Regions from separate parts of the Homo sapiens genome. Here regions 1, 3, 4, 5, 6 and 7 are each linked to region 2. A link is a loop called in an ENCODE intact Hi-C map of the cell type or tissue named here. Cell type or tissue: chondrocyte. All regions are shown on one strand. Region 1 overlaps LINC02142 (long intergenic non-protein coding RNA 2142). Region 2 holds the start of LOC102724943 (splicing factor 3A subunit 2). Region 3 overlaps LOC105374641 (a long non-coding RNA gene). Region 4 overlaps ADCY2 (adenylate cyclase 2). Region 5 overlaps ADCY2 (adenylate cyclase 2). Region 6 overlaps ADCY2 (adenylate cyclase 2). Region 7 overlaps ADCY2 (adenylate cyclase 2).

What was found. Peaks named below come from ENCODE experiments on the same cell type or tissue, not always from the same donor. Only the 100,000 strongest peaks of a DNase experiment are listed, where the experiment ranks them.
Region 1: it touches region 2 in a loop (9-fold over the local background); 37 of 110 quality-filtered maps call a loop at or near these places.
Region 3: a loop joins it to region 2, with 10 times the contacts of the local background. A loop is called at or near these places in 29 of 110 quality-filtered maps.
Region 4: a loop joins it to region 2, with 12 times the contacts of the local background. A loop is called at or near these places in 61 of 110 quality-filtered maps.
Region 5: it touches region 2 in a loop (5-fold over the local background); 3 of 110 quality-filtered maps call a loop at or near these places.
Region 6: a loop joins it to region 2, with 4 times the contacts of the local background. A loop is called at or near these places in 20 of 110 quality-filtered maps.
Region 7: it touches region 2 in a loop (6-fold over the local background); 61 of 110 quality-filtered maps call a loop at or near these places.

Annotation. Positions count from the first base shown.
Region 1 is chr5:7,391,010-7,395,009 of GRCh38, forward strand. LINC02142 (long intergenic non-protein coding RNA 2142) reads left to right here. Exons shown (of 4, transcript NR_183263.1): 4 at 282-895. LOC107986403 (a long non-coding RNA gene) reads right to left here. Exons shown (of 2, transcript XR_001742597.2): 1 at 3,067-4,000; 2 at 1-2,965. Among named protein-coding and RNA genes, the nearest start is that of ADCY2, 3.1 kb to the right of the region's middle. RefSeq lists an enhancer at 3,679-4,000. In chondrocyte, CTCF peaks have their summits at 340, 1,602 (motif pointing left) and 1,820; no DNase peak of the experiment used is centred here.
Region 2 is chr5:6,764,334-6,768,333 of GRCh38, forward strand. LOC107986401 (a long non-coding RNA gene) reads left to right here. Exons shown (of 2, transcript XR_007058681.1): 2 at 1-728. LOC102724943 (splicing factor 3A subunit 2) reads left to right here and starts at 1,979. Exons shown (of 5, transcript XR_007059141.1): 1 at 1,979-2,030. RefSeq lists an enhancer at 1,383-1,677. In chondrocyte, CTCF peaks have their summits at 1,542 and 1,758; a DNase peak (open chromatin) is centred at 2,412.
Region 3 is chr5:6,835,314-6,839,313 of GRCh38, forward strand. LOC105374641 (a long non-coding RNA gene) reads left to right here. Exons shown (of 3, transcript XR_925740.3): 3 at 1-421. Among named protein-coding and RNA genes, the nearest start is that of MIR4278, 9.4 kb to the left of the region's middle. In chondrocyte, CTCF peaks have their summits at 2,387 (motif pointing left) and 2,612; no DNase peak of the experiment used is centred here.
Region 4 is chr5:7,753,157-7,757,156 of GRCh38, forward strand. The region is part of intron 15 of ADCY2 (adenylate cyclase 2); the gene reads left to right. Among named protein-coding and RNA genes, the nearest start is that of CFAP90, 96 kb to the right of the region's middle. In chondrocyte, CTCF peaks have their summits at 2,032 (motif pointing left) and 2,247; no DNase peak of the experiment used is centred here.
Region 5 is chr5:7,591,274-7,595,273 of GRCh38, forward strand. The region is part of intron 3 of ADCY2 (adenylate cyclase 2); the gene reads left to right. Among named protein-coding and RNA genes, the nearest start is that of ADCY2, 200 kb to the left of the region's middle. In chondrocyte, CTCF peaks have their summits at 1,849 (motif pointing left) and 2,055; no DNase peak of the experiment used is centred here.
Region 6 is chr5:7,814,419-7,818,418 of GRCh38, forward strand. ADCY2 (adenylate cyclase 2) reads left to right here. Exons shown (of 25, transcript NM_020546.3): 23 at 2,448-2,562. Among named protein-coding and RNA genes, the nearest start is that of CFAP90, 35 kb to the right of the region's middle. RefSeq lists a silencer at 418-712 and enhancers at 782-1,319, 1,556-2,284, 2,285-3,012. In chondrocyte, CTCF peaks have their summits at 2,050 (motif pointing left) and 2,254; a DNase peak (open chromatin) is centred at 1,998.
Region 7 is chr5:7,744,158-7,748,157 of GRCh38, forward strand. All of the region lies in intron 15 of ADCY2 (adenylate cyclase 2), which reads left to right. Among named protein-coding and RNA genes, the nearest start is that of CFAP90, 100 kb to the right of the region's middle. In chondrocyte, CTCF peaks have their summits at 2,156 (motif pointing left) and 2,377; a DNase peak (open chromatin) is centred at 1,885.

The DNA of each region.
Region 1 (4,000 bases), 630 kb after region 2:
AAAACATGTGAAGTGGCTTAAAATCATATGTTGGTTGAATTGAATGAGAAAGGTGAAATTGGACAAAAACATGCATGAACTATATCTCGGCATGGTTCCATAGAGGCCATGTCTTGTCCCTCAATAAACATTTTTTTTTTAAATTTTAGAGCATAATTAAGTTACTCCTTAATGACTATTTTAAGAGACACTAACAAGGGTATAAAAATAAAAGCCAAGGTATGTGAACTTTCCATTTACGTAAGCTTGCTAAATAAGCCCCTCTTCCTGCACCTCTCTAGGCAACTGATCCTGAGCACACGTCTCCATGGCGGCAGGAGTCATTGCTTTTTAGATCACGTTCTCCGAGCAAGAGCCGAGAAATCGATATCTCTCACAAGGCTGTAGACGTGCTGGAACTGATTAGTCATTAACCTATTGTCACTCCTCCCAGCGCTCATGGAAGGAGTTGCAGCATGTCAATGGATTTTAAAAGAGTACCAGGATTAAACTTCTCCATGGCAGTGGGCATTTGTGAAAGGTCTGTTCTGAAATACCAGTACCATCTTCTCACATGTTAAGGGCCAAAAATCTCAGTAAGTCACTCCAAATCAGGTTTTACAGATGATTTTTTGAAATATTGATTCTGGTATTGTCCCTGAAAATTTAATTTATCAAATAAGCCAATTAAGAAGCGTCTTTTAAAGGCACGTAGGGACCATTCAGCACTGGATGGACAAGAAAATGAACATATTAATCTTACAGTCAGCAACGTTTTGTTGATGCTTTGGAAACTGAACTGCAAAGGAGTACTTAAATGAACTGAAAGAGTTAATTTGACTTCTAAGAGCCATAAACTGGCTTGGGTTGGGTGGATTCTGTATTCCCAGACTCTGGTTCAATAAAAATGTAAATGTTATCTGGGTACACAAAGCATATTTCATGGCGATAATGAATCTGTTGACATACTGTTCATACTTTATTATATAAATTTTAGTAATGTATTTGCCAGAGAGAAAAATGAATACACAGGGAAAGACTCTGTGCTCAGCTCTACAATCTGCCCCAGGTTGGCTGGCACACGTTCGCTTCTGACCTTGGCGCAGTTTGCTGGGCTGCCTTGATTTAATCAATCAGAGCCCTGTGGATGTTGAGAGGAACACGACGGCGTCATTGACTGAGCTAATCTAACTGGATTTGAAATAGGAGCTAGAAGATGGGTTATTTTTAAACCAAAACCCACTGATGCATAAACCTATCCTGCAGCGTGATTGCTTAGATTTATAATCGATTAGGTGTGTCTTAGTGTGTATGTAATCCCTGAGAGGTGACCACATTAGGAGGGGATGGGCTTGAGTTCGCAGGCAGAGGAGGCCTTCTCCTTTGGCTGGCCTGCCGTAGGCTCTGCCTGCAGGCCCAGAATGGAGTGCTGTTTAGTGTGACCTGTTACCAGCATGGGCTTTCTAATTTGCAAGGCCGCGGGCAAAACGGACATGCAGAACCTTTTGATCAAAAATTTTGAAGAATTTCAGGGTGGTGACAGCAGAACCTTAAACCAGCTGCACAAGTCACAGATCCAAAAAGTCAGCCTTGCTTGCTGGGTTATGAGGATAGAGGGCTGCCCTCTAGCGTTACAGGAAAGAGGAATTCTGCTTCCTGATGTTTGCTTTTTATTTTTTCTCCCACAGGCCCAGTTAGAGATTCCCCAGCAGGTTTCTTTTTGCAACAAATAAATTGCTACAGAGTAAATATATGGGAGAACCTCTTGCTCTCCAGGCCTTACCCTTGGAGTGGCAGCCCTGCTACCCAGAGACACAGAAATGAACCAGAGGTCTCCTTTGGGGTCCCTTTAGTTTCAAGAGTCCATATTTCACGCTCCTGGCTTTGTACTAAAGGACGTTTTTCATTTTACTTCATATGGCTTGTAAGTTATTATTTTGTTTCTTTTTTTCTTTTTTTCCTTTTTGAAATACAAACTTGTGGAGAACTTTTTAAAAGGCATACTTAGTGCAATCGATTCTAAAACATGAATACAGAAACTGTAATGATTGTACTGTTTCACTTTTTTTGGTATTAAACATAAAGCAATGACAGAAGCCCGCATAAAAATAAGCATCAAAACAAAACAAAGATCAAACAAAGCCTCAGAGAAGCACTGACATATTCTTCATTTTTATATTATTTTCCTTCTAAGTCCTGTGTCTATGATGATGAAATTTAAATTGTAGTGTTCAGGAGGAAAGGAGGAGTAGGAATGTTGATTTTTGTTCCTGTTTCACTTCTTGTAGCCTTACTTTTCAAAGTAAATTGGAAACTATTACAAGGGTCCCAGGATCCCTGTCTTTCCCACGCCTTCACCCTGCCCCCTTCATCCAGCACATGGTAGGCACATAATGTTAGTTTAATAAACTAATGGAAGGATGAGTGAATTAAAAAAAATTCAAAAAGATCAAGGGCAAAATAATCTCCATGTCATTACATTGTAACAAAATTTCTTAAAAGTCTTAAGACTGCCTTTACCATACAGAGAACATATATATGGTATACATACTGGATATTTAAAAGATTCCACTTCCCCACTAGGAAGAAGGAGACAGTAATTAAGCATTTCCTTTTCCTCATAAGTTTTTCAGCTCTTTTCGCATAAACCTAAATGACGGATTATTTATTTTTTCTCCCTTCTTGAGTGGGTGAAGACAAACATGTATCAATACAAGGGGTAAAGAAGCAGCAAAGATTGAAGAGAAGATGAATAATTAGTCTGTTGCTAGCACAGGAAAGGACTGGAAATGTGCAACTCTGCCCGCCCCAGAAAGACCAAGCACACAGCCGGAGGAAGACAGAACCAACACAATAGAAACCGTGTCCAGCTTCCCACTCAACCGTGTTTCCTTGGAAGGGATTGGGTTCTGGATATTTATACCGCGGATTCATCAGTGTTGTCTGTCATGGAAGCTTGCTCTCAGAACCTTCAAAAACCTAAAATCTGGGAGTATAGTAATCACATCCTGAGGTTCATAGCAAAGCACCGAGCCCAAAGCATCCAGCCCAGTGAGGTTTGGTGGGAGGGTCTGAGGTTGAAATTACCTGGGTTACAGTCACAGGAGGGTGTTGGAGTGGAGGGCAGGCAGGACAGGGTGGGGGCAGCAGTCCATAAACACTGCAGGGAAGAGAATTTCTTTCTGCTGCTAGGGCAGGATGACCCACGGTGGGAGGTGAGCCTTGGGACCTACAGGAGGCTTCAGGGGGACACCCCCCCACCCATTGCCTCCTCCTCCACTCCTTGTTTCCAGGTCCTCAGAAGGAGGGAAGTCCAGGGACCAGGGAGCCTGGTGGGGCCGGACCTGAGGTACTGCACGCAGCCCTGGGCCCAGTCTCCTCGGCCACCTCCCTGCCTCTGGTGTCTATGAGATCTGCGGGTGAGCTGTGCAGCTCCTGAGCCCTCATCCTTAGGCCCTGTGGGCACTGACGGATGCTAAAATGAAAACCTCTGGAAGGATCCGTGCCCGGCCTGGCCCTGTGCTCAGGGTAACGCAGCTACCTAGCTTACATGCCCTCTGCCAGCGAGGAGGACAGGACAGCCAGGGAGGCGGGGCATGGGGCCATTCGAGAAGGTTCTGAGGTCTTAGGTGGTGACAAGGCTGAGTCCTGAGAGCTGGTCATCTCCTGGAAGAGATGAAAAGTGCATGGAACAGCCCTCTGGGGCTGCCCTCTGGGATGCTCGCTGGTGGCAGGAGAAGGGAGGGCTCTTGTGCCTTGGATTCCTTGGGGTAAGGCTTTGGGGGAGGAGGTGGGATTTGGGGGCTCTTTGGGCCGGACCACACTCGAATAGGAGGAAACTTCCAGAAGGGTGGGTTCCTTTGGTGATAAGCAATGAAGCCCCTTCGGCCCCCAGGGCGAAGGCCAGCGGCCTCCGCTCCCACGCGTGTCGGGAGGGGACACTGTCCCTGGTGACATCCGCCCCCACAACGCTCCTGCCGGGTCTCTAGCGCCTCCTGCGTCCAGGCCCCCAAGGTGACAG
Region 2 (4,000 bases):
AATGTCTATGTTACATATGCGTAGAGCACTTATATTTGCATCCAGTTGGGCAAAATCATCTAACACAAGCTGATTTTATTAATATTAAAATTGATGTAATATATGTACATATTTTAGTACATGTGATAGTTTAATATGTTCATATAATTTGTATAGGTCAAATCAGAGTAATCAGGAGATCTATCACCTTAAATATTTCTTTATGCTAAAAACATTGGAATTATTCTATCTATTTTGAAACATACAATAGATTGTTATAAACTTTAGTGTCCCTACTGATCTAGAACTACCATGTGATCCAGAAATCTCACTATTGGGCATATATCCAAAAGAAAAAATTATTGAAGAGACATCTGCACTCCATGTTTTTTGCAGCACTATTGACAAGAGCCAAGATGTGGAATCAATCTAAGTGCCCATCAGTGGATGAATGGATAAAGAAAATGTGGTGTAAATACACAGTGGAACACTCTTCAGCCATTTGAAACACAGATAGAACTGGAGGCCATTATGTTAAGTGAAACAAGCCAAACAGAAAGGTAAATACTGCATGTTCTCGGATGTGGGAGCTGAAGTGGATCTTCTGAAGATAGAGAATGGACTGGTGTTACCAGGGGCTGGGAAGGATTGGGAGTAGGGGGATGAAGAGAGGTTGATTAATGGGTACACAATCTCACATAATGTATTGTATGCTTTACTGAAATAAAAACAGAATGGTTGTATGGGTACTCTAAGTATGGTTTCTCCTAAACACATACGGCTTCCACACCATCATAAAATTGAAAAATCATTAAGTCAAGCACTGTCTAATATAACTTAATACAATGCTAAGGTCCTTCATTTAATTGTAACATAAGTCACTCAAGTGTTGCCATCCTGGATGATTTTCTTGGATTTTTTTTTTTTTTTTTTTTTTTTAAGACAAGGTCTTCTTGCTCTGGAGTGCAGTGGTGTGATCACAGCTCATGGCAGCCTCATACTCGTAGGCTCAAGCAATCTTCTCATCTCAGCCTCCAGAGTAGCTGGGACTACTGGCATGTTCCACCATGCCCAGTTAATTATTATTATTGTTTTTTGTAGAGACGGGGTTTTGCCATGTTGTCCAGGGTAGTCTCGAACTCTTGGGCTCAAGCGATCCTCCCTCCTCAGCCTCCCAAAGTGCCGTGTGCCACCATACCCAGCCCCTCTTTGGTTTTTTAAAAGTGCCTGCTAGCTCATCAGCACAGGAGCAAGGCGACTTGGAGCCACAATGAGACAGATGATTGCCAGTGTTGTTTCATTTCAGTTCTTAAGTTCCTGCATGGGGTGCTTACTGATGAGTCTGTCTCTCCTCTCAGGTAAGCCAGGCCTCCATCCACTCCTGCACAGCAGGGAACGCTGCACGGTGGCCCAGGGTTCGTGGTGGGCACGCCGTACCCCTCACCCCCTCCACGTGGAGTCTGGCTGAGGGCTCCCTCCCGCATGCCAGGCCTGGCATGTCGGTGCAGGCCCTTGCATTTCTGGCTGTGCTGCGCAGTCTCACCCTTGAGAAGAAGGGGGCGCTGTTGCCTCAGCCTTGCAGAGTTTCTCTGTGGTCAAACCACCCTGCCAGCCTCCCTGCTGCAGCCGGCAGCACGTCACTCCATGCGGGAGGGGAGCCCCACCTAAGGTAGGCTGTGAATTAATATTTTTTAAAGCCCCAGGTATTCAGGTTTAAAAAAGGCCCAGGGACATGAGGCTGCAATTTTTTGCTCTATTGAAGAAAAGAAAAATCTGTAGAATTTTAACAGTGACAATGAGGTTGAAGCTACTACAGATGCTGCACCTTGGGGGTCTTGGGGTCCCTCCTGCTCCCCAGGGGAGTCCATCAGTTCCCACAGAGGGTCTGCTAGAATTGCTGAAATCAGACTCGCAGCCACCCAGCAAACCTGCACCAAGTTCTGGGGCCAATTCTGGTGTGGGCAGGGGATTGGTGGCCGCTTTGTCGTTAGGGTCCCCGATGTCGGACATGAGCTTGATGAGTGGAGGAGCCGGGCCCCATGAGGATGCTGGTCTGTTCTTCCCCAGAATCTGCCTATGGCTCAGCCTCAGAACCTCAGGAATGGAAACAGGAGCAGAGAGCTGTCTATGCGGGGAGGTCCTGGGTCCAGTTTCCATCTCACTCCCCGATGGGCTTGTGAACTGAGGCGGTGGCATTCTCTGCCTGGCCCTTTTGTCTGGTTGGAGAATGAGACCTACTGCCTGGAGCGGTGGGGCCTGGATGCAGGCCTTGGCGCAGGGCGCTTTGCAAACTGCCTGGTGCTTTGCAGATGCCTCTCACCGCAACCTTCCCCTCCAAGCCTGCAGCCTTTAGGACTTCCTGCTCCTCTGCTGCTCCCTCCCTCCCTCTCCCCTCGCTGGCACTCTCTGTCTGGCTGCCCAGGGCACTGACTCACTGGAGTGCCCCTGGCTCACCGCCAGCAGACATTTCCCTGTCACCGCCAAGGGCTGAGGAGGTGGCTGAGGCTCTGGCCCCGGAGCCTGGAGGCCAGGGCAGCTGCAGAGGAGCAGCTGGGTGCCATGCGGGCCTCTGGGAAATGTCCCAGACACCTGCCTTGGAAGCCCCAGGGGCAAAACAGCCACTGAACTCTACAGGAGCCCCACCCTGAGGCCACTTCTCCCTCAGGGAACCAGTGCGCTGTGTGGGGTGGAGCGAGTGAGGTCGGGAAGCTGGGGCCATGTCCGGTGACAAGGAGGATCCCTCCCGGACATGGGCGAGGCTGGGAGTGGGCAGCCAACTAGCCAGCCATGGGTCCTGGGAGCTGGCTTATTTTGGTTGTTAGGTTTATGGCCATATTAAGAGAACAGCAGTTTTGGCAAATGCCCTACAAGTAGACACTCAAAACCTACATTGGTAGAGAATAAATATTTCTTATTTTATCAGTGCAAAAGAACACAAAACTGTCTTTTCTCTCTCTCCACTCTTTTTTTTTTTTTTTTTTTTTTGAGACGAAGTCTTGCCCTGTCGCCCAGGCTGGATTGCAGTTTGCAATGGCACGATCTCGGCTCACTGCATCCTCTGCCTCCCGGGTTCAATCGATTCTCCTGCCTCAGCCTCCCGAGTAGCTGGGATTACAGACGTGCACCACCACTTCTGGTTAATTTTTTGTATCTTTAGACAAAGTTTCACCATGTCAGCCAGACTGATCTCGAACTCCTGACCTCATGATCTGCCCACCTTGGCCTCCCAAAGTGCTGGGATTACAGGCGTGATCCACCACTCCGGGCCCTCTCTCTCCACTCTTTAAAATAATCCTTGTCTCCTTTTTGCTGTGATTTCACGTCCTGCAGGTGGGAGGTACCAGCAGGTCTGGACAGGCGGGACTTGCCTTGTGTCTTCCAGTCTGGACTGGCTCCATGGCTACCCTTCCCACAAGGCCTCCGCATTGGTGCTGGGGAACGAGGCAGCAACTTGATCCTCAAGTTGCTCTGATTTGTCCTTACACAGTAGCCCTCTTCTCTAGCAGGCATGTCAGGGTGGTCAGGAGACAGGAGGCGGGGGCTGGGGAGGGGTTAGGCCTCAGCCCGCATGGGGGGTGTCCTCTGCAGGGAGGTGAGCAGCTTAGCATCTGCCAGCACCAATCATTCTGTGGGCTTCAGGCTGTAGCGGGGCTCTAGTTGCCTGCTTCCTGGCCCTGGAATGACTTGGGTACGGGGAGTGTTGGCTGGATGTGCAAGAGTCAGATAATGGAGGTGGGTGGGAGATAGGGCTGAGATGTTTTGTCCCCTCCACATATGTTGAAATGTGGCCACCAATGCTGGAGGTGGGCCTGCTGGGAGGTGTTTGGCTCATGAGGGCTGATGCCTCCTCAGTGGTTGCTGCTGTCCTCGTGGTAATGAGTTCTCACTACGAGTTCACGCAAGTTCTGGTTGTTTAAAGAGCCTGGCACCTCCTCCCTCTCTCGGGCTCCTTCTCTCGCCAGGTGAGGCACCTGCTCCCCCTTTGCCTCCTGCCATGAGTGGAAGCTTCCCAAGTCCTCAC
Region 3 (4,000 bases), 71 kb after region 2:
TAGGACTCCAAGACTGGAGATGTTCCTTCAGTATGCTATCTTTTGTATTCATGCTGGGGTGCAGACGGGGAATTAGAAGCAAAGCACTGTAGAGTCCCTTTTGGAATATTGACCAATAATTTTATAAAATGTACAATTTTATTCAAAATTAATCATAGGTCATTGGAGTGGATCTCATATGAGTGGCTTGGTGCTGTCCTCCCAGTAATGAATGAGTTCTCATTCTTAATTCATTCAAGAGCTGGTTGTTTAAAAGAGCCTGGTATTTCTCTTGCTCCCTCTCTTGCCATGTGACACGCCAGCTTCCCCTTTGCCTTCTGCCCTGAGTAAAAGCTTCCACACCAGAAGACGAACAGATGTTTGTGCCCGGCTTGTACAGCCTGCAGAACCGTGAGCCAAATAAACCTCTTTTCTCTATAAATTACCCAGTCTCAGGTATTCCTTTATAGCAATGCAAAATGGACTAACGCACCTGTCTACACCACTTAGTTCAATTTATTAATTATATTTTGGGGGTTGTTTAATCAGCATATGTTGGCCTTTGCATGTCAGCAATTGAATGAAGGTGATATTTAGTTGGTTTTGAGTCTTTGCAAGCGAAGACCTGGCATAAGTCACTTAAGACATCTTATTTCTATTTAGATCAGATTTCCCAAATCTGTGACACATATATAGATTATATATAATATATGATATATAATATTATATAATATATATTTTATTTATATATTATATATAATATATAATATATATTTTATTTATATATATTATATATAATATTTTATAAATAAATATTATATATAATATATATAAATTGAAAATAGCCTTCTGAGGCTTGCTGTATTCTGCCTGGACTATTTCAAGATTCCTCAAGAGGGAGATGAAGGTGGTTCCATGTCCCTGTGTGATGCGGATGCTGCAGGATGTGGCCCCTCATTCTGGGAGCTCCTGGAACTCTCTGAACTTCTTACCCAGGCTGTTCTGGTGCTAGAAAATTTTTCTTTAAAGATAAGTTGAAAAATCTTGTTTGCAAACTGTCAAAGCCCCAGAGGCACCACTTTCTCTGAACATCCTCATCTGTAGCTAACATTTCTCTTGTGACAATACACCAGGTCTAAAATTCAATTTCCTGGTATTCTGACGTAAGAGCATGATGACGCAGGTACCATTAGACAAGGCCTAGGAAGTTTTGGCCAGGAGCAATTCTTTGTGTGATGGGTTGAAAAGAAAAGCCTCATGTAGATGATATTTAAGTATATGGAGCTATTGAGTTATCCTTTCCAAAAAGTGATACTGTTGAGAATACTTTTATTGAAGAATTAAAAAATTCCATGGCTATGACTTCCTTAAATTTTTAATCACTTATATAGCTATATTTGTGTTGTAATTTGAAGGAGATTGGGCCATGACCACTGGACAATGTCCAGGATACCCCTTGGCCATCTTGACCTGACCCTGGTCTTTAAATACTGAAAACCTTGGCATACTGCCATGCTTCCCAGCTCTTTGCCCTACTTGCCTACCAAGGGAAGCCTCTAGATACAGAAAACATGGACTGAAGAAGGACTCAGCGTTTCTCAGAGGCAGCAGTGCAGAGAAGAAAGGATGTGAAGCAAAAGGCAAATGACTCTAGAGAGGGGGTGAGTGTGTGTGTGGTGTTTGGACAAAGTTGAGGACAACGTGGCCCATGGCAATGAGTGGCTGGTGTGTCTCTGCCTTGTGCTGGGTGGGTCTGGCTGTGTGGCACTTGGTGTGGCAGGTGACTGAGGACTTTTGCACCCACCTTCGCAGCGTGGCCTGAGGAGTGTGCCTGGAGCTGGCTGGAGTCAGGGAGGCTGGGGATTGCTTATGGAAACCCAGGGGGCCTGGGCCCTAAGGCAGCAGTGCTCACTCACCTCCATCTCCCCCAGATTGGCAGCTGCTATGGGGGCTGGGGTGCTGCAAACACAGCTGGACCCAAAGTCTGAGTGTAAAAGACAACAGTGCACTTTCATGGCTGTGGCCAGACAGAGCAACTGCTCCTGGTAAACCATCAGAGAAATATAGATATATTCTGACAAAAATAAGAATCATCCTCTTCTCTCAGTTCCACACCCAGTGCTAACCAATATTAATGGTTATATTTATATTTGTATAACTGTTATTTTTTGGGGGTGACCTTTTCTTTTCAGTGTGGACAGTAATTATATGCTGCATTTCTACAGTTCTGGGAAGTGTGCCATGTTCGCTTTATCTGATTTACCTGCCTTAGGTCACCATCTCTGGAATGAGCCACGGAGGGTGAAGATGGGATGGGATGGATAAATGGGCTGGAGATCAGCAGGCCAAGAAGGGTCTGTAGCCCATCAAAATTGAGAGGGAAATCTGGCTCCCGCAGTGTCCTCCAGCGCCCTCTGCTGACAAAACTCAGCACCGCACCAGCGGGTGAAGGAGGAACGTTTGCAGGACCCAGAGCCAGGATCACAAACAGGCATTGAAGGGTGAATTTGTGGCTATAAGACAATATTTTAGTCAACACCACAGAGTGTAAGAGTGAGCATTCAGTAAGCAGTAAAGAAGACCAAAATCCTTGCCCCCCAAGGGCTTGCATTCTTGCCAGAGGAGACATGTCAACTCAACAAATAAGTGCAATGCACAGATGTGGGTGGTGATGACTGCTAAGGTGGGAAATGAAACAAAGGAAGTGGTTGGGAGTGCATGGAAAGTTTCAGTGTAGACTCCGTGGGGGCAGGGAAAGACTCCTGGACATATAGGCCTGACAGCAGTGAGGGAGAAGCACGTACCAAGGCCCTGTGGTGGGAGCATTCCTGGTGTTACAAAGGTAAGCAAGAGAGCCAGAGTGACTGGGGTGTAGTGAACATGGGAGAGATGAGGTCACAGAGGTAGCAGGCCTGAAGAGTGTGTGCATGTGTGTGTGAATATGTGCATGTATGTGCATGTATGACAATGTGTGTATGCATGTGTGCACATTTACGTAAATGCATGTAAATGTGTGTACAAGCAGTTGTGCAGGTGTGTGAGTGGAGGCATGTGTATGCATATGTGCACCTGTGTGAGTGTATGCGTGTGTGTGCACATGTGAACATGGCTACGTGCACATGGATGTGAACACAAGCATTTATGCATTATAAATATAGTTTATAATGCATAGCTTATACTGCAGCATGGCAAGCATAGTTGTATTATAAACAATGCAACTATGAGAACATGTGCACGTGTGTGCAGTGTGTCCATAGGCATATTTCTGCATGCATATGTATATGTTTGCGTTGTCAACAGGACTTAAGAATCCTTGTAGACCATTAGAGGAACACTAACTTTTACTGTGAGGAAAACAGAAGCCACTGGAAGTTTTTCAGCAGAGGAGTGGTAGAATTATCTCCATATTTTAACAGGATCTCTGCAGCTGCTGTGGTGGGAGACTTGGCTGTCATGGGTCAGGGCTGGGAGCAGGGGCTCCTGGAAGGAGGTGGGGGACAATAGTGGCTTGGCCCATGGTGGAAGCAGTGGAGATGCTGAGAAGCAGGCAGGCTCTGGATGTGTATTAAAGATAACACCAGCTGGATTTGCTGAGGATATGAATGGAGATAGTGATTGGTCTGAAAGTTTCTAACTGCGGGATTGTTTGAGCTGGTTATTTTTTAAAGGGGCAGGAAAGCGGCTCTTCCAGCAACTGCAGGATAAGATAAGAAAGAGGTAGTGAAATCACTTTTAGGAATCGCTCAGCTCATCTGTTATCTTCTGGAAGAGGGCAAGGCACCACCAGGGCCACTAACTGGTGAGGGAGGGCTCCCCCGGGCGATTGTGCTCATCCCGGCTGCTCCCTCTTGAACTTGGCCATGTGACCTAAGGATTCCAGATGAACATTGACATTTGATTTCATGTGCACCATCTTACAGTAGAATTTCTTACTGGCAGGCTAAACTGATCCCTGCACAAGAGAGATTATGTGTCTCCCTATCAACTTGAAAAATAAACTCAGGAAATTCAAGAACTCTGA
Region 4 (4,000 bases), 990 kb after region 2:
AAAGTGCTGGGATTACAGGCGTGAGCCACAGTGCCTGGCTAGGATTTTCCTATATATTTCTTCTTTTATTACATCTCCCACTGCATTTAGTATCAATCCCTTGTTTGTTAATGGATGAATGTGATATTCACATCCAAGTGCATTTCTAGAAGGTACACGGTGAGCTCACTGTAAGTAAGAGCCGATCATGGGGTTCAGTGAGATGATCAAGGAAGGGAGGAAACAGATGTGGTTGAAATTATGCCAGGAGTTAAACCAAAGATCAAAGAAAATGACTCCACTGACTGGGCTCACAGCAGGCATTTTCTCATTTTCAGTTGAATAGTATCTTCCAAATAAAGGCCAAAATATTTTTTGAGATGTTGTCATTTATAACATTTAATTAGGATGGTCGGAATTTTGATAAACATTTTTCCACCAGAGCCTTTAATACTTAATCAAAAACAGGATAAACTGAAGCCAATGATCATATCAAGAGCCAAGTTGTAATTTTTCTACAGAGCTACACACTGAATCAAGGGTCTCCATTTTTCTTAATCAGGTTCCTTCCATTTTAGAATCTTAGTCCTGTTTCTCCTCTTATCCCCATCATTGGTTTCTTCTGCTCCCCCCACCAGCTTGATCCTCCACTTCCTCTTTCATCCCTGTCATTGCAACTGTCACCTCTCTGTTCTCTTCTACTTTCTTGTCCTTGCCAGCAGCAATGCCTACCAATTTTTACACTTCAGAACAGGTTTACTTACCTTGTCACTGCTTGGTGACAAGGAAAGATACCGCCTGTCTCCCTGACCTCTGGAACAACACATTTGGCATAAGTTTTAAAACAATTGTGAGGGAGAACTTTGAGGTATGCATGGAAAATGCATGGGTGAATAATTGAACCAAGCGCATCCTGAACCTGTTGTGCCAAACCCATGTCTGCCAAACCCCCATGCGTCTAGTAAGTAGCTGCAAGTGCTGCCGATTCGTCATTTTGCCTGGCATGTCACACGAACAGAAAAAAATTCCTGCATATCTGCCCGGGTCTGTTTTAGTAAGTTACTAGCCTATGAGCAGAATATAACATATTCCTATTAGATTAGCATATTTGACAAGATTATCACCACGTATTTTTCTAAATCTTCAAACACAGTAACTTGTTTTAATTTTGTAATTTCAAAAATTTGTCTGTGTAATAACTAGCTAATATTTTACCTAATTGACAGTGATATGCAATCTTAGCTAGATGTACATTTTCCCCTGAAGTAATAAACTTTTTAAATGTTCTACTGTTAACATTTTCATTATCATATCTATTGATAATTTCTGTGTACAGAAATTATCATAATTTCACAAATATAAGAGCATTGATTTTAATAATTTTCTCTTAAAGGTACTAACTGTAGTCAATCTGGATGTGAATATATAAATACTGTCTTAATTTGTGAGAATCAAACCAAATGCCATTATCTAATGGAATCTGAGCTAGATGAGCATAATATTTCATTTGAAGCTCGGCTCTTCATATTGTATTATAGGTTGGTGCAAAAGTAGTTGCGGTTTAAAGGTAATGGCAAAAAACAAAACAAACAAACAAAAAAAACTCAGCTACTCAGGAGGCTGAGACAGGAGAATCGCTTGAACCTAGGAGGCGGAGGTTGCAGTGAGCAGAGATCGTGCCATTGAACTCCAGCCTGAGTGGTGAGAGAGCAAGACTCCGTCTCAGGAAAAAAAAAAAGAAAAAACAAAACAAAACAAAACAAAAAACCTTCTTCTACGGAACACAGATCTGACTGTGTTTTGTGATATTAGTATTATTAGAAGTAGCATGCATTAAACAATAATGATAACCATTCGTGGGTGGATGTTCTCTGGCTACCTGACCCTCTAAGATGCTGCATGTTCAGAGCATTAAGGGACATCTTGCTGCATGACAGATTTCCTGCCATCACCAACCCCTATCCAAACCTGCTCTTAAGTAGAAGCGTCAAGTACAGATCTGGTTCTTCTGTTGCCGGTGATCAGATGTCCTGCAGAGCTGGGCCGAGGGCGCCCCCTGCCGCCAGTCAGCAGTCCAGCTCTGGGCAGCCTGTGCGGCTGAGGGCAGCAGTGGCTCAAGCTCCCTGGTAGGTACTCAGAGAAATGAGACGAGGGCGCAGGAAAATCAGCCCAAGAAGTGAACCCGGAACCTGGTCCTGCGTCTCCCTCAGGGGGGCATGTGCGCTGTACACAAACATTGTTCATCTTTTCCTATCAGGAGCTGGAAGGAAGAAAAAAAAAAACATGGTGGAAAGGAGTAGAGAGGAGGAGATTTTGTTGTTGTTTACATAGATATAAAGGAAATAGGATTTTGGTCACTAAAATGTTTCTAAGAAACATTGTGTTTTCTTCATTGAAATAACAGGAAGAGCTAACACTTGTAAGTCCTGTTGCACGCACCTTCTCTAACTCGTTTAAACCTCTGCAAAGACAGAGGAGGCAGGTACTGTTATTATCCCCGTTTCAGAGAGGAAGAAACTGGGACCCCATTTCAGAGAGGATCATTAATTTGCGCAAGTTTCCCAGCAGTAGAGGTTTGAAGCTAGGCCATGGCTGATTCTTTAACCTTCTCAACTCCTCTCTCCTGTGTTTAGACGATCATTCAACTGTTGTATCAACATTGAACATACAGCAATGCTTAGGGCAACAATAATTTTAGGAACAATACAAAAATAAGATGTGAAAGAAGTAGAGAACTGAAAGCGCAGCCTATTTGTGCTGTTCAGGAATATTCTTTATTTGAATTTGAATTTCACTGATGTCACACCAGCTTTGTTTGCCAATAGGTTAACTTGGTAGTATCGATCAAAGGGCATAATTTATGTTATTCCTTCTTCTGAATTTCTTGAAATCATCACCTTGTTTTGTTTCCAAGACACATAGCCTTGGGACCACAGGCCCGTTAGTGTGAAGATAACAATGTCAATCCCTGGAGGACTTTTACTTCCTGCTTCTCATATCAGATAACGTATGCAAATTATGCCCACGCAGCATCTGCATAGGCAGAGTTGATGTCACCCACAGTTCAGTGGAACTCTGTGTACTGCTCCACACTCATACCTGGGAGAATATGGTGAGAATCCTTGGAAAGGTGGCCCTCAAGATGGGTGAGCTTATGCACTGAGACCCCATGGTGAATGGGGAGCAAATGCTGGCTGTCGTTCCCCAAAGATCTCAATTCCTTCTTGTATCAAAAAAGTTTCCCCAACCCCGATATGTATAGCCGCATATTCACAACAGCCAAGAGGTGAAGCAACTCAGTGTCCATTTTATGAATGGATAAAAAAAAGTATAGATCCATACAATGGAGTTTTATTCAAGCTTTAAAAAAGAAGGAAATCTTGGCATAATGCTACAACATCGTGATCTCTGGTGACATTATGCTGAAAGAAATAAGCCAGTCACAAAAGGAGAACTACTAGATGGTTCCACTTATAGGAGGTCTTAGAATAGTCACAGTCATGGAAACAGGAAGGGGAATGGTGGTTGCCGGGGGCTGGGAGGAGGGAGGAACGGGGAGTTGTTTTTCCATGGGTATAGAGTTTCAATTTGGTAAGACTGAAAATCCTAGAGATGTTACACAACAATGTGAATGTGGTTGTCACTACTGAACTGTACACTTGAAAATGGTTTAAAGGGCACATTTTATATTATGTGTTTCTAACACCGTTAAAAATTGTTTGGAGGGAAAAAAGGAGCTTCTCCGTGTGGGAGAAAACCCCCACAAGACCAGACGAGACCACACAAAGCCATCAAGCCTCGTGCCTGAGATTTTCAGACACCGTATTTGTAAGTTCAGGCGCCAAACTAAGTCTGTGGCCTGGGCTGTATTCTTGTAATCTGCTAATGCAGTGTTAAAAGGGTTAGGAGATGTGTTGATCGCTTGCCACATAAATCAGCTGAATAAATGATAACTTTCATCATAGCTGTGATCAGAGACCCAACACATCCCCCAGGGTGATTTAATTAACTGACATTTTTC
Region 5 (4,000 bases), 830 kb after region 2:
TAACTTACTACTCCTAAGATGATACTCTTGCAATTTTTGTATAACACCACCCTTTCAGCATAGGTTCTATCAGAAAGTTTAAGAAAGTAATGATCACATTTATGATTCTGCACATGAACAGGACAGGTGATGTGAACATACAGTCGGGAAACTTAAGTTGGCACCTCCCATCCATGGGCTACTTACCATGAATGAGTCTTCTGAGGCCTTTTATTTTAATTTGATCATTTTCAAACTAGGTCTAATATTTAATGTCTCTTATCTGTCTACCTCAAAGTACTAAAAATACTCATTTTGATCATGTCGATGGTTATACAGCAACTGTATAAGTCTCCATCCTTCCTATAATACTCTCTCTAGGGCTAGAGAGTTAGAGGGAAGAAGTGGGGCACCACATCTCAGCCATGAGCCCTCAAACCAGGAGAGCCAGATGTTCCAGCTCTGGGCAAAAACCCAGGAAGGCAATCCACGCATAGAATCAAACACACCTAGGTTAGAAGTCATTGGATATTATGCCTCTGAGTTTTTGCCAAGGACTAGTAAAAATGGTGTTTCATTTTAATTTATTTGCATTTTCCTGGCTGCTGGTGAGACTGGGTTTCTGTTTACACATTTACTGGCCATTTGGATTTCCTTGTCTTTGAAGTAAATTTTTCAATCTTCTTATCCATAGCATTGTTTTCCTTTTCAATTTGTAGAAGTTACATATTTAATAGGAATGTTTAACTTTTACTTTTAATATGTGTCACAAGTATATTTATCCAAGCTTGCCATTTTTCTTTTGCCTTTGTTTACAGTGGCATTCACTACTCAATTTAAACATGCGGTATGCACATATGGCTCTTTCTTCTTATTGCCTTTAGGTTTCAGTCTTGTTTAGAAAAGTATCTCCCATTGCCAATATTACAAAGAGGGTCGCCTAAATAGTTATTAGTGTATTTTTGCTTTTTAATTCAAATATAATTCATCTGGAATTCATTTTTAAATATTATGAAAACAGACTCTAGAAATGTTTTCTTTCAGATGGAAGCTGATATCGTTGGATGAATAAAAAAAGATTCTATAGTAAAAAAACTTTGTTATTAATAATGATGGGTGAACTAAATGAGGAATAGATTAAAATAGAATGTTTCAGCACCTATAGGCAAATAAAATATAATTCGATTGAAAGAAAATAAAATCTGGAGACATGGCAATGGAGACTCCCAGTGGGAAGACGTAATGCCCAGCAGTGCCCATTCTTTCCTACCTATTGTACTAGGGGAACTGGAAAAAAAAATGGTAAAATTTACAAAAAATAAAAAGTCTTGAGAATATATAAGAAAACTATAAGATAAGTAAAATAGTAAGGAAGACCTTCCTTCCGTGTAATGATAACATACTGTGAAATCAAGGTTGGTATTGATGCCAAAACAATCATCAGTTAACTGTTACCCTGTCAATAAACATAAACAGAGGAAAATTCTGAAGGAGAGAAGTTTTGGAATAAATTAAATTTGAACAAAAACTGGGCTTCATCTTGTACCAGGCAATGAAGAAAACCCTCCTTTAACTGTGTAGAACATGAAGCACCCCCCAGCCCACTACAGCACCTCTATTAAATAGTAATGAAGGATGACTTATTTCCTTCAGAAGACAAAACTTAAGGAAAAAGAGAATTCCTCCTGGGATTGTGCGATTTACCATGTTGTATGTGATAGAATGCATAGCTTGAGGTTTTATGTTACTCACGTTTTATAGGTAGATATTTTTGGCACCAAACCTTGTATATCTGAGAGATAAAATGCACATAGGTTTGGGGACCAATAGCAGGAGGGAGAGCTGTGGAAGCAGCTGCCCAGCGCCCTCTGGGGGATGAGCGCAAATCGAGGAAAACCTTGAAGGAGTGAAGTTTTAGAATGAAGTAAATTTGAACAAAAATTCTGGGCTTCATCTGGGACTAGGCAATGGAGAAAATCCTACTTTAATTATATAGAGCACCAAAGACACCCACACACAACCCACGCACAAAAGTACCTCTATATTATTTCAGTGTAAAGTGTGAAACTAGCTCATGAACAGGACATGTGACAAGAAAGTGAACTTGTCTTGCAGGAGTTTTAATTAAAGAGGTTGTTGGCTTGATCCTGGCCAAGGCCGTTCGCATGCAAACAGAAAAGGCGTGGAGTCTGGGATCTTCCTCTGCCAACCCCATGAGCGTATTCATTTCTCTCCTCCTGTAATGTCACACAGGACTTTGTTACCAACAGGGATGGAGCGTAGGAGAAAGAAGGAAAGGATAGGATGAGAAAAAAAAAATAGCCAAAATCTGCTAAAACTCACTCAAAAAGAAGAGACTGGGACTGTCCTTGTTATGGAATACTGACCCAAACAGATACATATCCATTCAAAAATATCCATTCAACATAGATTAGCTAAATGCCCCCAGGTCCTTTTTCAAGATGTTGGGGAAAGCTATACATACAAATGATAAAAACTCTGTTCTCATGACACATTCTAATTGGGGGAAGATGAGACAATAGACAAACGTGAAAAAAAAAATAACATGACAGAGTGTCACACTTCTGTAAGAAGAAAAGTAAAGCAGGAAACGCTATACAGAGCTGGAGAGAGGAGATGTAAAAGTGTCATTTGAGCTGAGAACTGAAGGATGCAGATACTTGGGTTAAGAGAACTCTAGGTACAAAGTGCAAGAAAACCAGTGTACAGTACAAGAAAAAGCAAGCCAGCCCTGAGATTGGAGAGGTGGACGTGGGTGGACCACAAATAGCTTGGGAAGTGTGTTAAAGGCGCTGACTTTTGCTCTGGGTTGATTTGAGAAGAATTATGAGTAAAAGAATGACATGGTCTGACTTTCATCCAATCTGGCACTGGTTACAGTGCCGAGATGAGACAGGTGGAGACAAGGACAGGGCCTCAAGGGCAGTTTAGAGGCCACTGCAAATCCAGACGAGAGGTGATGGTGGCTTGGACCTGGGCATTAGTGATGGAAGTGGTAGGAGGTATTCAGTATGTGAGCCACACACATTGAAATATCTAAATACACCAACTAATCTGATGTGGAGAATGAGAGAGAGCCAGAGGCAGCTCATAGGACCCCAAGGTTTGGGGGATGTTGGGCAGATGTGTACCAGGTCAACCTTTGAAAGTAAAGGAAGTTGAGAAGCTCAAATACCATTCGAGAGAAAGCTCCAGATGTTTTCTAGCTTTTGAAACAATAAACAGTATTTTGCTGAAATGTCCCAGTTTGTAAGTAGCCAGGAACTCTTGTGTGACCCTCTCCACAGCACCTTCCTTGCACATTGCAGTCTTTAATTAGTTATTGACTTAATTAATGAGTTTATGCATTTGTTGTTATTGTCCCCAACCAAAACATAAATCTTGATGAGAGCAGGGGACTTGTCTGTCTTGTCCTCAATAAAATGTTTGATGAACAAATGACCAAATAAATAAAACGTCACCAGGTGGGTAGGATTTTCTATATTTGGGAAACATTCATCCAAAAGAAAGGATATAAAATTATGGAAGAAAAATATCCAAAGCTCTTATGTAAAGAGCTGGCCCCGTTAGCCTCTTAGACTAACATCATGAACCTTATTTCATAGCAGGAAGAAAGATTATGTCTAAGGAAGAACGGAGCCTCAAGGGCAGCTTCAAAGGACAGAGTCCAGAGCCTGCTTTTAAATGCTATCTGTTCATGCTTCTCTAAGCCAATTATTTGACATATTGGTATATCATTCTAAATTGGTTTGCCTTCCCTTCCCCTTTTAATCTGTTTTCTTTGTCCTTCAAGGCAAAGTGGTTTACAAAGGGATAGTGGTTTTGTTCATTAGCTAATTATAATTATTCCCTTATAATGACCACGTTGCAACAGGTACCCAAACACCTGATCACACCCCAGTGCAAGTTCTTTGAAATAAAGTAGGAATAAATTTAAAAACAATAGAGTTACTATTAAAGAATGAGTCAATACTAGCTTCGCTTTTCTTAAAATTAAATA
Region 6 (4,000 bases), 1.1 Mb after region 2:
GTCCAGTAGGCAGAGGCCAGGGATGGTGTTAAACACGCTGTGATGTGCAGGACAGCCCGCAAAGCAGAGAATAACCCAGTTCAACCCAGTTCAAGTGTCCATGGTGCCAAGGCTGAGAAACCCTGCGTTACTGCAATCCCCATGCACACTCCTTATTAAACACTGTGTGGAGCAGATGAATAACCCCTTCTTCATTTTCCTCTCCCCTTTAGCTACCACCTTAGTAGCAGCTTTTCTCTACCTTGCTGTCACCTTGAATAGGTGCTTATGTCTACAGTCTCCATCTATCTTCTCACCCGTCCCTTCTGAGTCACTGAGAGTTGGGCTTTCTCTTCACTTTCCGTAAAGGAAAGTGACCCAAGGTCAGCAGGTGGCTCCTCTTTGTCCCCGGACCTTTCTTCATCTCTGATTTAGCTCCCTTTGGGCTCCAACGCTCATCTCAGAAGTCACTGCCTAAGGCCCGCAGCAGCCCCAGGTTCCATTTCTCCTGGTCTCTCAGCTGTTTTCCAGCGTGCCTTGCTGGTTCCCCTCCCCCCGACCCATGTCCTAGCCCAGGGCATATTGCCAGCTCAACCCTCTGGTATCCCACTCTCCTTTCTTCCCTTGGAGCCCTCACCTGCTGTAGTGGGCACATTCACGATCCTTCCTGGGTGCGTGCTTCTCGAATGCACAGCGGTCAGCTTTGACCTTCCGCCAAAGCCTAACCAGTCCGTGTCTGCATTCCTCCCAGCCATTTCCTCTTGGTGATCCCACTGCCAACCTAAGTATAGTTATTCAATAGGCATTTATTGAGTTCTTCTTCTTTGTCAGGGACTTTATTCTGCTGTGGAGACACAGATTAATAGAGCAAAGTCTCTACCCTGGTGGAGCTCACAAACCAGTGAGGGATGCCGACTTGAAAAGACACAAGGCACTGGCTTCCGTGCTAACACGGACATCCATTCGGCCAAGCAGCCATGCCCGGCAGGCCTGGGACCGCATGTCATTGAAACCCCGAAGGCCCAGCAGCCCAGCAGGCAGGCTGGAACAGAAACCGTGCTCCACCCCACTTTGGTGCACAGAATCGTTAAGTATTGGGGGAGCAGAAACCTTCAGGACATTTAAAGGAATTAAATGAATTCTACGCATATACTAATAATGTAACAAAAAATAGAAACTTTTAAAAAGGTGAAATTCCAAATATAAATATAGTAAGTGCTACAAATTCATGTTAAATATAAACAGGTAACAGGAATGATAAACAGAAATTAATAGGAAATCTGCATAGAAATGTTCACTTCTTCCCACTGGGAAATCTTCAGGACTTCTCTCCTTCAGCTCTGTAATTCCCTCCTCCTCGTGGGATGACACAGCCCTCAAGGACGAGTAAATGAGGAAATTGTTACCCTCCATATTAGTTTGCTAAGGCTGCCATAACAAAGTACTGCAAACGGGGGACTTAAACCACAGAAGTTAATTGCCTCGCTGTTCTGGAGACTGGAAACCAAAGATCAAGTCGTCAGCAAGGTTGGTCTCTCCTGAGGCCTCTCTTCTCCCCCTGTCGGGCCTCTTTCCTTCCTCTCCTTGTGTCTTCACACGGCCTTCCCTTTGTGGGTGACTGGGTCCTAACTGCCTCTTCTTAAAAGGACACCAGTCATATTGGATTAGGGCCCACCCTTATAAGCTCATTTTATCTTAATCACCCCTTTAAAGACCCTATCTCCAAATATGGTCATATCCTGAGAGACTGGGGTTAGGACTTTAACATATGAACTTGGAGGGACACAATTTAGCCTAAAATCCTCCATTTCAAGGCCTAAGAGGGCAAAAGGAGGGGGATGTTCCCAGAACTAGAGAGAGCTGCAGTGCAGAGACAGTAGCTGCCACCCGGGGCAGTAGCCCTTGTCCTCCGTGAAGAAGACTGACCCCTGTGGAAAGCCTGCGGTGAGCAGGGAAGAGGAGGAACGAGGCCCCAAGCCTCCTCCCTGCTCTCTTTTTCCACTGCACCTCCCACTGGGCAATCGCCACTGGCAGCCCAAGGACAAGGAGCGGGCACCCCCTAGCGGTCAGGCCACCAGAGCCAGAGCCCCGCAGAGAAAGGCAAAGGCCGGCTGTGGAGGGGAAAGGAGGGAAGAAGGCGCCAGCCCCTCCTCAAAGCCAGCTTCCCTTGGTGATTTCTGGACTAATACGATACAGGTTCCCCGTGGTCAGCCTTAGCCCGCATGATGCGTTTGGCCTGAGGGGGCCTGAGACACGGAAGTCAGTGTCTTCTAGCACCTAACGTCTCCCCTTGGCCACACAGTGCTTCCTTGAGATGGGATTTGATTCTTATAGAATGTTTGCAGTGCCTTGTAGCATTAGAATTTGCCTGCATTCCTTTCTGCCTAAAGCTCAGGTTTGGGACAAAGGGGAACAGTTTCCAGCTGTGATGCTCTAACTTCCATCTGCCTGTGTGTGTTTGTTCTCAGGAGCCCGAGCGGCAGTACATGCACATTGGCACCATGGTGGAGTTTGCTTTTGCCCTGGTAGGGAAGCTGGATGCCATCAACAAGCACTCCTTCAACGACTTCAAATTGCGAGTGGGTACGTTCTGCAAAAGAGGTCTCGGTTTCAGTTGTGGCAAAGATGTGGAATAAGGAGTAAGTCAGGAGATATTGATGATCCTTTCAGTGTTGGAGTAGAACAATTACAAATGCATCCCGTTGCAAGACTGGATGACAGAAGGAAGGACACTTTTGAACAAATTAGAAAAAAAAAAACCCTTTGATTGGACCTAGGCTACCTGCACTCAGTCAAGGTCGCGTCTACAAACACGGCACGCACAGCCTTGAGCCATCCTGCGTTGCTGATTCACTGTGAGACATCCACTAAGAGCTGCTACATTATTTTATGGGCTGTTGCCAATTAAACTGGGACCTGCCACTAACTATAAGATACACCCATATTTCAGAGATGTAAAAATATTTTCTTTAAAAAAGTGGATCTTAGAATTGTTGCAATACAGTTCCATCTTCCTGGGGCCACAAGCTGTAAGAACACCAAATGTGTCATAGGTTCTGAAACAGCGACAGCTTTTCCGATTGTGTTCAAATCCTAGAGAAAAAAAAATCCAGCTTTCTTTATAATATTGTTAAAAAATAACCTTTAGGCCTGGTGCAGTGGCTCATGCCTGTAACCCCAGCACTTTCGGAGGCTGAGGTGGGAAGATCACTTGATTCCAGGAGTTTGAGACCAGCCTGGGCAACATGATGAGACCCCATCTCTACAAAAAATAAATTAGCTGAGCTTGGCGGCGCACGCCTGTAGTCCTAGCTACTTTGGAGGCTGAGGCGGAAGGATTGATTGAACCCAAGAGGTTGAGGCTGCAGCAAGCCATAATAGTGCCACTGCAATCCAGCCTGGGTGACAGAAAGAGACGCTGTCACCAAAAAAAAAAAAAAAAAAAAAAAAAAAAAAGTAACGTTTACTTGGTTGAAAACAAAGGCTTCCTGATTTCTAAATTTTTAACAGACTTTAAGTTGATTTTTTTTAGCATGTTTCATGACTTGCCTTTTACAAATTGTTGTTTTTTTAAATGTGTGTTTTAAGCCATCAAGTCAACACACAGCTTGGTTGCGATGTGTGCAGTTACTTGCAACCATTCAGAGTTCTAAGAGCTTCTTTGACCATTTTATGGTTTTCTTGGCAACACATTTTGCTTCTTCTGAGAGTCAGTTTATATAAGAGCAGTTCAGGCAGCAAATTCTATCTGAATGGTTTTTAACGCTCTCTTACATACAAATTTCAACTTTAAAAAGAAATCTGAATATTTAAAGCCATTTTCTTCCTTTGCTATGGGTATGTCCTGAATGTCATTTAAATCCAAAATATGTTACATCTCTTTCACAAATGAGATGTGTTTCTCCACTTGTACTATTAGTTGTCAGTGTTTAATCATATTTTTCTTTTTCTTTTTCTTTTTTTTTTTTTTCTTTTGTGAGACAGAGTCTTGCTCTGTCACCCAGGCTGGAGTGCAGTGGCA
Region 7 (4,000 bases), 980 kb after region 2:
GGGAGTTGAACAATGAGGACACATGGACACAGGGAGGGGAACATCACACACTGGGGCCTGTTGGAGGGTGGGGGAAAAGGGGAGGGATAGCATTAGGACAAATACCTAATGCATGCGGGGCATAAAACCTAGATGATGGGTTCATAGGTGCAGCAAACCACCATGGCACATGTATGCCTATGTAACAAACCTGCACATTCAGCACCTGTATCCCAGAACTTAAAGTAAAATTTAAAAAAAAAAGTAAACCTAATACATTGCTACATCCACTTTCAAGCTATAAAATGTTGGAGTAGTTGAAGAAAGCATACGTTAAAATATCTTTTATTAGTGTTTAATTTAAGCCAATCAGGTTTAAATGCTAGTTCTGGATATACAGATTAAACCTAAAATTGAAAGTCTAAAGCAAGTGTTGCTAGCTGGCCATGAGTCTATGAGAGCATCGTAAGGATGCAAACAATGGGATAGAAGGCCCTGAAGATAAGCCACTGTTTCGTTTTGTTCAATGGAGATGACCTGGGACAGAGAGGCCACTCTGAGCTTCTCAGCAGCTCTCTTCCTTGCCCCCATGGGCATTCTCAAGAGAAGCTTCAGAGATTTTTTTAATAAAAATTTTTACATGATAATTAATAACCTATTATAAAAAATAAATAGAAATGTTCTTTAAAATATTTTTCAATGGATGCATTTTATATGAGTTCTGCAGTTACAGACTACAGTCTAGATATTTTCACATTGTCAAAATTATGATTTCTTCTGCTGGTTAGACTGTAACAACGCATTTAGATGACACCGCCAAGGAAGCCTCCTGAGGTTTGTGGCCTGTCTGTTACCTCTCAGGAGTATTGTGGCTTCTATGAAAGAATTTTTTCTCATTCTGCATGCGTTTATAGTTTGCATCTGTGGCTTTATTGCAATGTTGTTTTGCTTTTCATAAAACACACTACTACTGCTAGCAACAACATCAGGACAGCGCGATAGTGGCCTCTTAGAATCCTCGTCCTCCCTTCAAAAGCTCTGAAAAGTGGCAGTCCTGACCCCCACGCTGTCCATTGCATTCCAGTCTGATGTGCTGAAAGGCTTTGGCCAAGGGTGGTTAAGATTCCAAAGCTTGTCTCTGCCTTTCCGCAGTCGACTGTAAGCACTTTGTCCTCTGTGCCTTATACCTTTGCAAACTTGTGTGGATTTTGTTTACTGTTTGATAGTTTAGATGTTTCAAATTGTATTGAAAGCTCTTCCAAAAATGGGACTGTGGCTTCTGCTTTACCCAAATGCACACATAGCATCTCGATTCTCTGAAACCCCCTGAAGACATTGTGGGTTGTATAGAGGAGGGAAGACCCTTGGTTAATATGAATCCACTCCGAAAGGCCCTGATGGAACTCTTTGGCAAAGTTTGAAAACGCTTATTGTAGAAAGAAGCCTGGTTTTCTATGTTCCCGGAATCATCCCTCAGGTGGAAAGGCACACAGGCTCCCCTGCTCTCTTCCTTGCCCCCACAAATCTCCTGAAGCCCATGTCTCAGGTTTCCAAAACAGGAACCATCATTGGTGGTTCCATTGGAAATCCCAACCTAGTTCTAATTAAGTCAGTTCAGATCATTGTGACTAACTAGCCATATTTATCATTTTCTATCCCAGGGAATCTGGTCTTGGATATGGGGGCATGTGGTATATTTAGGGTATCAGGCTGACTTTTTTTCATTCTACTCTCTAAGTTGTTATATTAAAGAAACATAGAGCTGGGGGCAGAAAAAAATATCTCAGGAACAACTCTGCTGCGTCTGTGGGAAAGCATTGTTCCTCTCTGGTGCCTCCCTTTCAGCCTCGCTGGAATCCCACGCCCTGCTGCCCCTCTCATAGCTCCTCCTGTGGCCAGCCTGAGGCCCCGGTAAGCTGTCAAGGTGACACCCACAGCTCCTCCTGCCCTCCCGTCCCTGGAGCTTCCCAGGACCCTGGCCTCCACAGGCCACATGCTAGAAAGTTCTTTTTGACTCCGTGGTATCACAAAGGGAAGATTTCAATGCTACAAATGCATTGGTGCTTACCTCCTCCTCACAAGAAGCCTGGATGGTGTCAAAGTGCCCAGGAAGCCTAGACGTGGCGACACTTGGTCCTCCTAAACTTGATTCCATAAGATCCGTGAATGAGGCTCCCTCTAGTGGCCAGCTGCAATTCCTCCTCCTTGGATGTAATCCATGAAAAAAATCAAGAAGGAATTCTTTTCACTTTAATAATAGGTCCTTTTTTACTGTTTAAATCATTCTTTAAGGATTTTTTAATTTGCAACATCAAATATATTGGTGTACAGCCAATTTAAGAAGGCTTAAGTGCACTCTGCACTCTGCCATCCAAATTCAGTCAAAAACTGCTCATCACAAATATTCCGCAGTGGTCGTGGAGAAACATTGTCACTTCCTAAGTGCTCATTCCCTGGCTTCTTAATAGCTTCCCAGTTGTGTAAGGTTTTATAATGATTTGCATTTATTATGAATTAAATACTGAGTTTATTAAAGAGTACTCAATACCCGAAACTTGCCTTCTATTAACGTATGGTAACTTTCTGAAAACTTCGATGCCAAAGACAGTATTTGTGCTCTAATACCAGCTTTCAGTTCTCCGTATGAAGAAATAACATAAAATGTAATACTTCATAAAGGAAGCTGAAGAGAGGTCAGCCTGGCTAATGTTTTCTTCCAAGAGCTTTGCCTCTGTCATTCTCTGTTGCACAGAAAGCGTAATGCCAATAAATCAAATTGATTGCTTGTTTTACAACTGGCCTTGATAAAAAGGTAGAAAAATATCAAAATAGGCAAAAAAAATGGTGATGATGAATTGCAGATTTTTTCCTGTTGATAGAAAAATCGTACAGGTATTTGTTCAGTGACATGTTCTCAAACACATGGCAGGCATTTCTTTTCTGTGATCATTATTTCTGTGAGAAGCCCAGCCCTCGCCTCCATCGGCCCCTTCACTCCCACCCGAGGCATGCCCCATGCTGGCTCCCTGCTACCCCCACATTGCCCAGGTCTCAGTTCTTGTGCACGTGGGTGGGCCCAGCCACCGGGCACCTTCCAAGATACCTTGAAACTGCACCAAGCCCTTCTTTTTACACCGTGGGACTGACAATCTGTGTCACGTAGCTTAGCCTCCATCATATAAGATCTCACTGAGACCTCTAAATTGTTTCTGTTTCCCCTTGAATATATAGAGTTCCTTGTACTGTAGCATTTTTATGGGGTCCTTTCTTACTTTCTCCTCTCATCCGGCTCTGGTTAGCACTCCCTCATCTCATGGAGGCCAACCTTTCTCAAGCCGAGTTAGGTGTCCCCTGCAGAACCTTCTCCAAATGTCCCAGCATGGGGACAGACTCTATGTGTCAATGATCACGTGGATGAGAGAAGGAATGTGAGTCAGTGGCCTTCATCACGCTGCGTCAAAATGCCTTGTTCACATATGCCATGATTCCTTGACTCTGACGTGCCTCCAGCTGTCTCCTCTGTTGGAAATTATCATCTAACTTTCATAATCCAACTCTGAAGAGCCCGCCTTTGCACCACCAACTCCTCTCATGCTGGCTGGCCGGGATTCCCATTTTGCGTTATTACTTTTATTCTTGTGGATGGAAAGATCTTCAGTGAGTTCACTGTAGCCCTATTTTGTTCATTGTACTACTTCAGGCACTTGAAAAACACAAGATAAATATTTAATATCAATCTGCTTGAAGGAATGTTGGGTTGCACCCAAGTGCGGTTTCCTGGTACCACTGCTCAGAAAACATTCCACCCCCATTCTCACCCCAACTGGACTCCTTCCGAACTTGAAGCTCTGAATCCAGCTCACAGTCATGGCATCCTGCTCCGCATTCTGGCGGGTTCCCAGCCTCTGCATCTGGGCCTGGCATCCTGATGTTCTCACTTGTTGGATCTCCTTAGACACCTCTGCCTCAGGTGCCTTCCTAGGCCCATATAGCAGCCCCTTCATCTCACCATTGCCAGCTA